Linked DNA regions of Homo sapiens: region 2 is linked to region 1. Evidence: chromatin contacts called from ENCODE Hi-C or POLR2A ChIA-PET data. All regions are on one chromosome and are shown on one strand. The core of a region is the stretch at or near the end of the contact, and the rest is flanking DNA. Distances in the headings are between cores, read along the strand shown.

Region 1 (3,845 bases), core at 601-3,100:
TGCACCTTATCGAAATAAGCAAATGTATAATCCAAAGCTTCAGCATCATCAAAACGCAGATTTCAAAAGATATTCGGAAAAGGTTAATTTCATTTCTTAAGTGGCAAGCAACTGCACTCATTTCCTGTTCAGATTCAATTCAAATTTCAGCCATTTCCTTTTAAAGGAAACAGTACAGCAACATAGGGCAGAGGGTCGATAATGCTACACTACCAAATCTAAAGAATAAAGTACCCGGAACTGGGTCTTGACACTCAAGATGAGCAATCAGCTTTTTATAGTACTCTTACACATTCAATAATTTGGCTTCCTTTAAAAAAAAAAAAGTCCACCTGTAAACTAAATAATGCGAAGAAAGCCCGTTTTGAAGAAAGGGCCTAGCAATACAATCATTTCAAGAGTTTTAATGCATTAGGCAATACGAGACTATTTACAACGAAATCAAACCATTTTAGTGGAATCTTGACTGTGCACGAGCATGTCACTCTGCCCCCAGTAATTAAGCTTATGTGGTGAGAGCTACCAGTATTAAAACAGAAAATACACAGGTAGCAGTGCAGCTGCGACATTACCAGGTAATTAAGCCTCCCCGAGGGTAGGTGGTTTCTGTATGGGGTAGGCCCTAAACGCCCAAGATCCTTCAACCCCTCTCTGAGATGTGTGCTTTGACAAAAGCAGCGTCTCCTAAAGGGAAAGGGTCAAGGAATAAGGTTCCAAAAGAAGGAAAATCTGGAGAGAGGGAGTGCGTACGGAGCTCTGGGCTTGGGGCCGACAGAGGTTACCGAGCCACCCACTGCAAAGGCGAGTTTGTGGGGCCTGCTGAAGAGAAGGCCTCGCCTAGGAGTTGCAACACACTCTTTCTCCAGTGCGCAGCGCTCGGCCTGGGGGAGGGGGAGGAGGGGAAACAGCTGCCAGGGGAGCGGCGGGCCCAGCCCGGCCCGGCCCGCTCACCGTCAGGGTGTCGTCTATGTAGAGGGGAATCTGCCTCCTCTCGAAGGGGAACTCCTCCTCCCCGTCCCTGCACACTGCCACGAGTCGCGCCATCGTCCCCGACGCTGCCGTTGCCACCGTCACCACCTCCTCCCAGCTGCCGCCGCCGCCGCCGCTGCTGTTTCTGCCGCCGCCGCTGCCGCCTCCTCCCAGCTCCTGCCTGCAACAGCCAAACCCCGCGAGCGTAAGCACCCGCCGCTGCGCAGCACATTCGCCACGGGGGGCAGGGAGCGGAGCGGGAGGGTACGGGAGAGCCGGGCTGCGTTTCCCATCACCCGATTCCACACACGCTCAGCCAATCAGCGCCCAGCGCCGCCGGGACCCGCCCCCCTCGCGCCGCGCTCCCTCCCTCTCTCCCGCCCGCCCGCCCGCCCGCCGGCCTCCAGTCAGGGTCCAAAGGAGAGGCGGAAGGGACCGGCCTGCCGGGGGCTTCCCCGCCCGCTGCAGGAGTCCCGGCCCCAGGACCCCACCCCTGGCCTGGGCCCCGCAGCCTGTTCCCCGCCGCCCGCCGCCCGGGTGCCCTCTGCCCCCAACTGACCCCTTCTCCCCGCTTCTGGGCGCACCCCGCCCAGTCGGCCCCAGGACTGCAGTTGCCCAGCGCGACCCCGCCCCTGGGAGGGATCGACCCCGCAGCGGCTCTGCGGAGTCCAGGGAACGGGGAGGCTCAGACCCTTTCCTCACCCTTCTCGGAGGAGGCTGTCGGTTCCGACCTTCACCGTTTTCGTGGTCGCCTCGCTAACTCCCACCTCTGCTCCCTGTTACTGGCTGACGAGGCCCGCGTCAGGGCCGGCGTGGGCGGGAGCGCAGCTCCGAATGTCGTTTCCTCTACGGGCAGTCAGCCGCTCGCGCCGCGGGGAGTGGAAGAAGGAGGGCGGGGGACGAGGGGAAGGTGGGGCCGGGCGGGGTCGGGCGCCGGGCGGGACCCACGTCCTCTCGCGAGACTGGGGCTGGCCGCGCTGGGGACCCCGCTGGAGAAATTTGCGCCCAGAGGGTGCGGGGCCGCCCTGGCCGTCCCGCCCGTGGGCCCGGCGCCCTTCTCGGAGCCCAGCCATTCCGCTAGACCCGAACTAGGACTGGTAGGAGGGGTGATCGGCCCAACCTCAGGCCCCAGCCGCGGGCCGGGAAGGCTTCCCCACGGACGAGGGGCAAGCCCCTCGACGTCAGGGTGTCGTCTATGTAGAGGGGAATCTGCCTCCTCTCAAAGGGGAATTCTTTCAGCGAGTCAAGCCCGTCTGATTCGGGGCTGACTCAGGGCAGAGGCCCAGAGAGGACCTGGATAGGTTGCGAGAAGTCGAGATCAGAGGGGGCGGAAGGCAGTGAGAAAAGGGAGACGAGCATCGGGGGGTGAGAGACAAACTCAGGTCTGGCTCTTGGCCCTTGACGCCACTGAATTCGCTTCCCACGGTGGGAAGAGGAGAAAAGGGCCCTGACACCGCGGCTCGCCAGGGGCCCGCTGCGTAGCTGCATCCCGATCCCGCTGAGGGGACAGCAAATAGTGAAGTGCTGATAGCTTGTGGTTGTCGTTACACTGGAAGGAAATAGAAAACCGGACAGTGGTGTGTGTGTGTGCGTCTTGGCCAAAGGAACTTCTTGGGCTGGGTTAATGTGAGCAGGTACTCCCTTGGGCGAAGTACTGGCACTGGCCAACGGCCTTTCCCTCTGGCCGTCTCCGAGGAAGCAGAGCTGCTGTGAAGACAGTTCCTCTCGCCACCGTGTGTTCAGTTCTGACCTTGAAGGTTTTGGAGGTCTGTTGTGAAGATATTTAGCCTATGAAAGTCCTGGTGATCTGAAGGACAGATCAATTTACTGCTCTATTTCCTGGAGCTGTGATACCTTTAAAAAAAGTATTTTGGGTCGGGCATGGTGGCTCACGCCTGTAATCCCAGCACTTTGGGAGGCCGAGGTGGGTGGATCACCTGAGGGTCAGGAGTTTGAGACCAGCCTGACCAATATGATGAAACCCCCGTCTCTACTAAAAATACAAAAATTAGCCGGGCGTGGTGGCATGTACCTGTAATCCCAGCTACTAGGGAGGCTGAGACGGGACAATCACTTGAACCCGGGAGGCGGAGGTTGCAGTGAGCCCAGATCGCGCCATTGCACTGCAGCCTGGGCAACAAGAGCGAAACTCCATCTCAAAACAAAATAAAGTATTTTGGTTATCACATGGAGTCTTAGAGATTCACAACAAATAACCCATAGTGCACCCTTAGCCATGTTGACTTAGTACATTGTGTGGTCATTGTTAGGGTCGGTGACATAATAAACGAAGAACCATTGTTCATTCCCGAAGGTGTCATTACCCGGCAAATATTTATGTCTTCTGGGCCGGGGTCATGGCTCACGCCGGTAATCCCAGCACTTTAGGAGGCGAGGTGGGTGGATTACTTGAGGTCAGGAGTTCGAGACTGGCCTGACCAACATGGTGAAACCCAGTCTCTACTAAAAATACAAAATTAGCCGAGCGTGGTGGCGCACGCCTGTTATCCCAGCTACTCGGGAGGCTGAGGCAAGAGAATCGCTTGAACCCGGGAGGCAGAGGTTGCAATGATCCGAGATCGCGCCATTGTGCTCCGGCCTGGGCGACGAGTGAAACTACGTCTCAAAAAAAAATTTTTTTTATGTCTTCTGGCCATGTTAGCAGAGTAGAAGAGTGAGTATTAGCTTGAATCTAATACGTATGTATGATGTTCATATACATAGCCAAAATTTGGACATTTTTAGAGAATCTTGCGTTTTATGTAAAAAACAAAACAAAAACCAGGACGGGGGCGGCGGCTAACACCTGTAATCCCAAGACTTTGGGAGGCCAAGGCGGGCGGGTCACTTGAGGTCAGGAGTTCGAGACGAGCCTG
Region 2 (3,623 bases), core at 1,064-3,563, 2.3 Mb before region 1:
TGGGGAGGGCACCCTGCCCATCCCTGCTCCCCTCCCCTCGGGTACACGGCACTGAAGGTCTTTCCAAGGGGAGTGGTGTGGAGCTGAACAGAGCATCCCAGAGAGGTAGGGAGGGCATAGTCTATACAGCACCCTCTTTAGCACTCAGGGACTTTAGTGCACTGCCCCACCTTTAAGGAAATGACATCATCATACCCATCTGACAGATGGTGAATACTGAGGCCTAGAGACATTCATAAAACTGGTGGGAGCAGACCTGGAACAAGGACCCAGTTTCCCAACTCCTGGAGTGGCAATCCTGCCTTCATGTTTTGCTTTTTCCTTATACGGGTCAAGTGCCCACTGCCTCTTCCCAATTCATGACTGTGGAGAAGAAGGGGACCACAGGGAACTCAAGATGCAGAGGCCAAAATCTCTGCCACGAGGGGCGGGCGAAACCCCAGTGTGCAAGGACAGGTACATTCTCAAGGGGAGACTTCATTATCTGATAGCTCTAAGCTCAAGTCCTGCCCAACAGCGGCTGGCATGGTCATGGGGAGATCAACAACTTTCCTCGTGCCCACAATATACCCCCTCCTCTCCTCCTGCCCAGTCAAGCCCAGGACCAGGAGGAACAGTGACACAGCAGCGGCCCCATATGCCCACACTCCCCAAGAGCAAGTTCAAATATCTTTCAGAACCTCCAACCCCACCTCCTCACGCTGACTCAGAGGCCAAAGGTCACTGAGGAAGCTCACACACCAAGGGGGAGGGGAGAGATAAGGTGTCCAATAAACTATCCTCTCCTGAACAAAACCTGGCTCCAGGTCAGTAATGAACTTGGCCCCAGGGCTCTATACCCCTCTTTCATCTAGTGTTCCCACCCTTGCACCTCTCTTCCATCCAGTCCTCCCAGCCCTCCCAGTTCAGATGGAAAGGACAGAATACTTGGACTTGGAGCCAGCTTTGGGTGGTGGATGAAAGACGCGGTGAGGAAGGGCACAAAATCACAGAGGCCTCCCCTCCAGACTGGGGAGGGGATGCAGAGGGGCAGGTTTTACCTTAGGATCTTACGGAGCTTACAAGAGAACAGGATCCTACCCTAAACTGTACGGGAAACACCCAGTTCTACTCTCCAACCCCCCTCCAAAAGTCTAATGGCAACCAGATGAACAAGTCCAGCATTGGGGAGACAGGGCCCCCAGGGGACACTGAATCTCCACAAGGCCACCCTCCCCTCCCCCCAATACCTCCCCCTTTCCTCGGCTTCCCCAGAACTCAGCCAACCCCACCCTCCATTGGAGAAACCTGCTTTGAAAAGTTAGCTCTTTGTTCTTCCACACGGTCTCCTGGCTCTGAGCACAATTTCAGGAGATCTCAGCTAAGCACCCTCCACCCACCCTACTCTGCCACCCAACCCCACCCGGCTCAGGCTGGACGGCCCAGCACCGGGAGTTGGCTTTTAATTGGAGGTGGGGGTTGGGAAGCTGTGGAGGAGGTCTGCGAGTCCTTTAACGACTGAATCCAAGGGGGTGCAGGTCGTTCAAAAACGGGGCTCTTGCGGCAGAGCCCGGGTCCTTACCCAAAACCCCCCGCATCAGATGCCACACACTCGCAGGCTGATAGCCCCCGCCCCGCCAGGCCAGGAAGCCAGGCCACCCCCGCCGGAGCGGACGGTTTTGCAGGGCCCCCCAGCCTCTGCCCCGCCCCCCCGCCCCCTCCACCAGCGCCCCGCGCTTCCGCCTACTTGGCGCTCGGCGCAGAGCGGAGAGGGAGCGGCCGTCTCTTCTCACTCTCCAGGCCGTAGGGGGCGGGACTGCACCCCTAACCTTCCCCCAACACACCCCGGCGCCTGACTTCCCTGCTCCTCTCCCGTCCTCCCAACCCCGGGACACAGAGCCCACCCCTCTCCAGCAGCGGCTGCCCGCTACGCGTGGACTTCCCGCCTCGCCCCAGATCTCCTGGTTTTCAGACTGGGATGTGTCCCCACACCCCATGACACCGCCCGCTCGCCCTCCCTCCATTCTCCTGGGATCGCGGGGATAAGGCGGCAAAGACCCGGCCCTTCTCTCCTCCCTGGATTCGGAGCACTGCGGGGGATTGCAAAGACGCGTCTCCCGGTCCCGGGCTCACCTTATCCAGACAGTTCACCTTCTCCGTGGGATACACGATCTTGCCGCACCGGGCGCAGTTGGGGTTCATGGTTCCGAGAAAAGCTGGGGCGGGGACGCCTGAGCTCACGCGCGTCCTGTTCCCCGAGGCGAGCTGGCGGGAGGCGGCCGCGGCTGCAACTACACAGGCAGCAGCGACGGCGGCTGGAGCTGGGGAACTGGCCTCCGCCTCCGCCCTCCTTCCCCTAATAAACACAGCGGGGAGGAGGGGCTGCACTGGGGCGGGCACGCGCCTCGGGCGCGGGCAAGGGCACGCGCAGCGAGGCGCGCTCTCCGGGCGACGTGGGGCTGCGCGGGGGCGGGTTCCTGGGGGGACGGCGGGGCCCGCGGTGCTGGCGCCTCAGCGCTCTCAGGCTGACTGCGCCCGGTGCCCAGGGCCCTTCCCCAGCCGGAGGCGGCGCAGAGGCGAGCAGGCTGCACATCTGGGGCGCCCGGGCTGCGGGAGGCGGGCTAACCCCTCAAGCCCGTCGAGGGTGGGGTTGGATCCTCCTGAACGCTGGAACTGATTCACCGCATTCGGGGACTTTCTACCCGGCATGAATCTGCGGACCGAACGGGGACCCCCTACCCTGCCCCTCTTAGCTCTCTTCCGGCCCACACCCTTTCCCACATTTGTGGGGCGGAACCCGTCCCTCCCTCTTGGACCCTGCGCGCTGCCGGGCCCGGGCTAGTGCTTCCCTCTCGAGCCCCTGCAGTGCACCTTCCCGGGGTTCCCCGGATGCGGGCACCGTCTGCGTTCAGCTTGACCCCTTTTTCTCCAGCATTCCTTTCTCCTTCTGTTACACCACTACTCACAGTGTAGCAGCTGCAACAATGCTTAGCACCCAAGGAGCCGCCTCCAGGCGCTGTAGAGGCGCGGGGGTATAGCTCAGTGGTAGAGCATTTGACTGCAGATCAAGAGGTCCCTGGTTCAAATCCGGGTGCCCCCTCAATGGCTTGGTTTTTCCTTCCCCTTGTTAACCATCTGTTTTTCATTCTTGACTCACATTTTAACATTGGGTCCTGACTAAAAAAAAAAAAAAAAAGAAAAGAAAAAGTATCTTCCTCATTTTTCAACCTTAGCAGAAATCTTTCGGTTTTACTTTGTGCTCAGCGGGAGGAGGGGGTGGGTATAAAAGCTGCGCGACCGCATTACTCGCGCCAGAGGTGTAGGGATTTCTGCGGCCACGGGCGCCAGCCTCAGATGGGTCAGACAGTTCGAGGTGCCGGGTTTGAGGGACAGGATGTTTCCAATGGGGGTAGGGAGACAGGGGAACGCCTCAACTTGGCGTTCCTTTTGGGGGTGGAGGGTGGGTCAGGCGAGGGAAACCCATAGACACAGCCCTTCTCCAACTTCAACTTTCTGTATTAATGGTGACATGGACGTGCTGTGTTCATCCTTGACTATTAATGTACAAAAGTAAAGTTATAACCCAGTGCAAACTGAGATAAACGAACACAGTGTTTCTCAAATTTGAACGTGCATCAGAATTA

The links. A loop is a pair of places that touch in the nucleus more often than their neighbours do. ChIA-PET counts read pairs that join two places held with the same protein, here RNA polymerase II (POLR2A). Pooled maps may share reads with other maps.
Region 2: a loop to region 1 is called in a pooled map, with 18 times the contacts of the local background. The contact joins the promoter of LASP1 here to the promoter of GGNBP2 in region 1. A Hi-C loop is called at or near these places in 1 of 37 single-sample maps with no recorded cell type and 6 of 50 pooled maps. POLR2A ChIA-PET finds 5 or more read pairs at or near these places in 2 of 52 experiments (GM12878 and activated CD4-positive, alpha-beta T cell).

The regions. Positions count from the first base shown.
Region 1 is chr17:36,542,924-36,546,768 of GRCh38, reverse strand. GGNBP2 (gametogenetin binding protein 2) reads right to left here and starts at 1,850. Exons shown (of 14, transcript NM_024835.5): 1 at 1,672-1,850; 2 at 952-1,150. The coding sequence starts at 1,044. It also overlaps a transcript of MYO19 not described here.
Region 2 is chr17:38,868,748-38,872,370 of GRCh38, reverse strand. It overlaps LASP1 (LIM and SH3 protein 1), which reads right to left and starts at 2,313. Exons shown (of 7, transcript NM_006148.4): 1 at 2,113-2,313. The coding sequence starts at 2,181. TRC-GCA4-1 (tRNA-Cys (anticodon GCA) 4-1) reads left to right here and starts at 3,008; the gene lies at 3,008-3,079. RefSeq lists enhancers at 450-1,051, 2,064-2,213, 3,459-3,623 and silencers at 1,654-1,753, 2,274-2,583.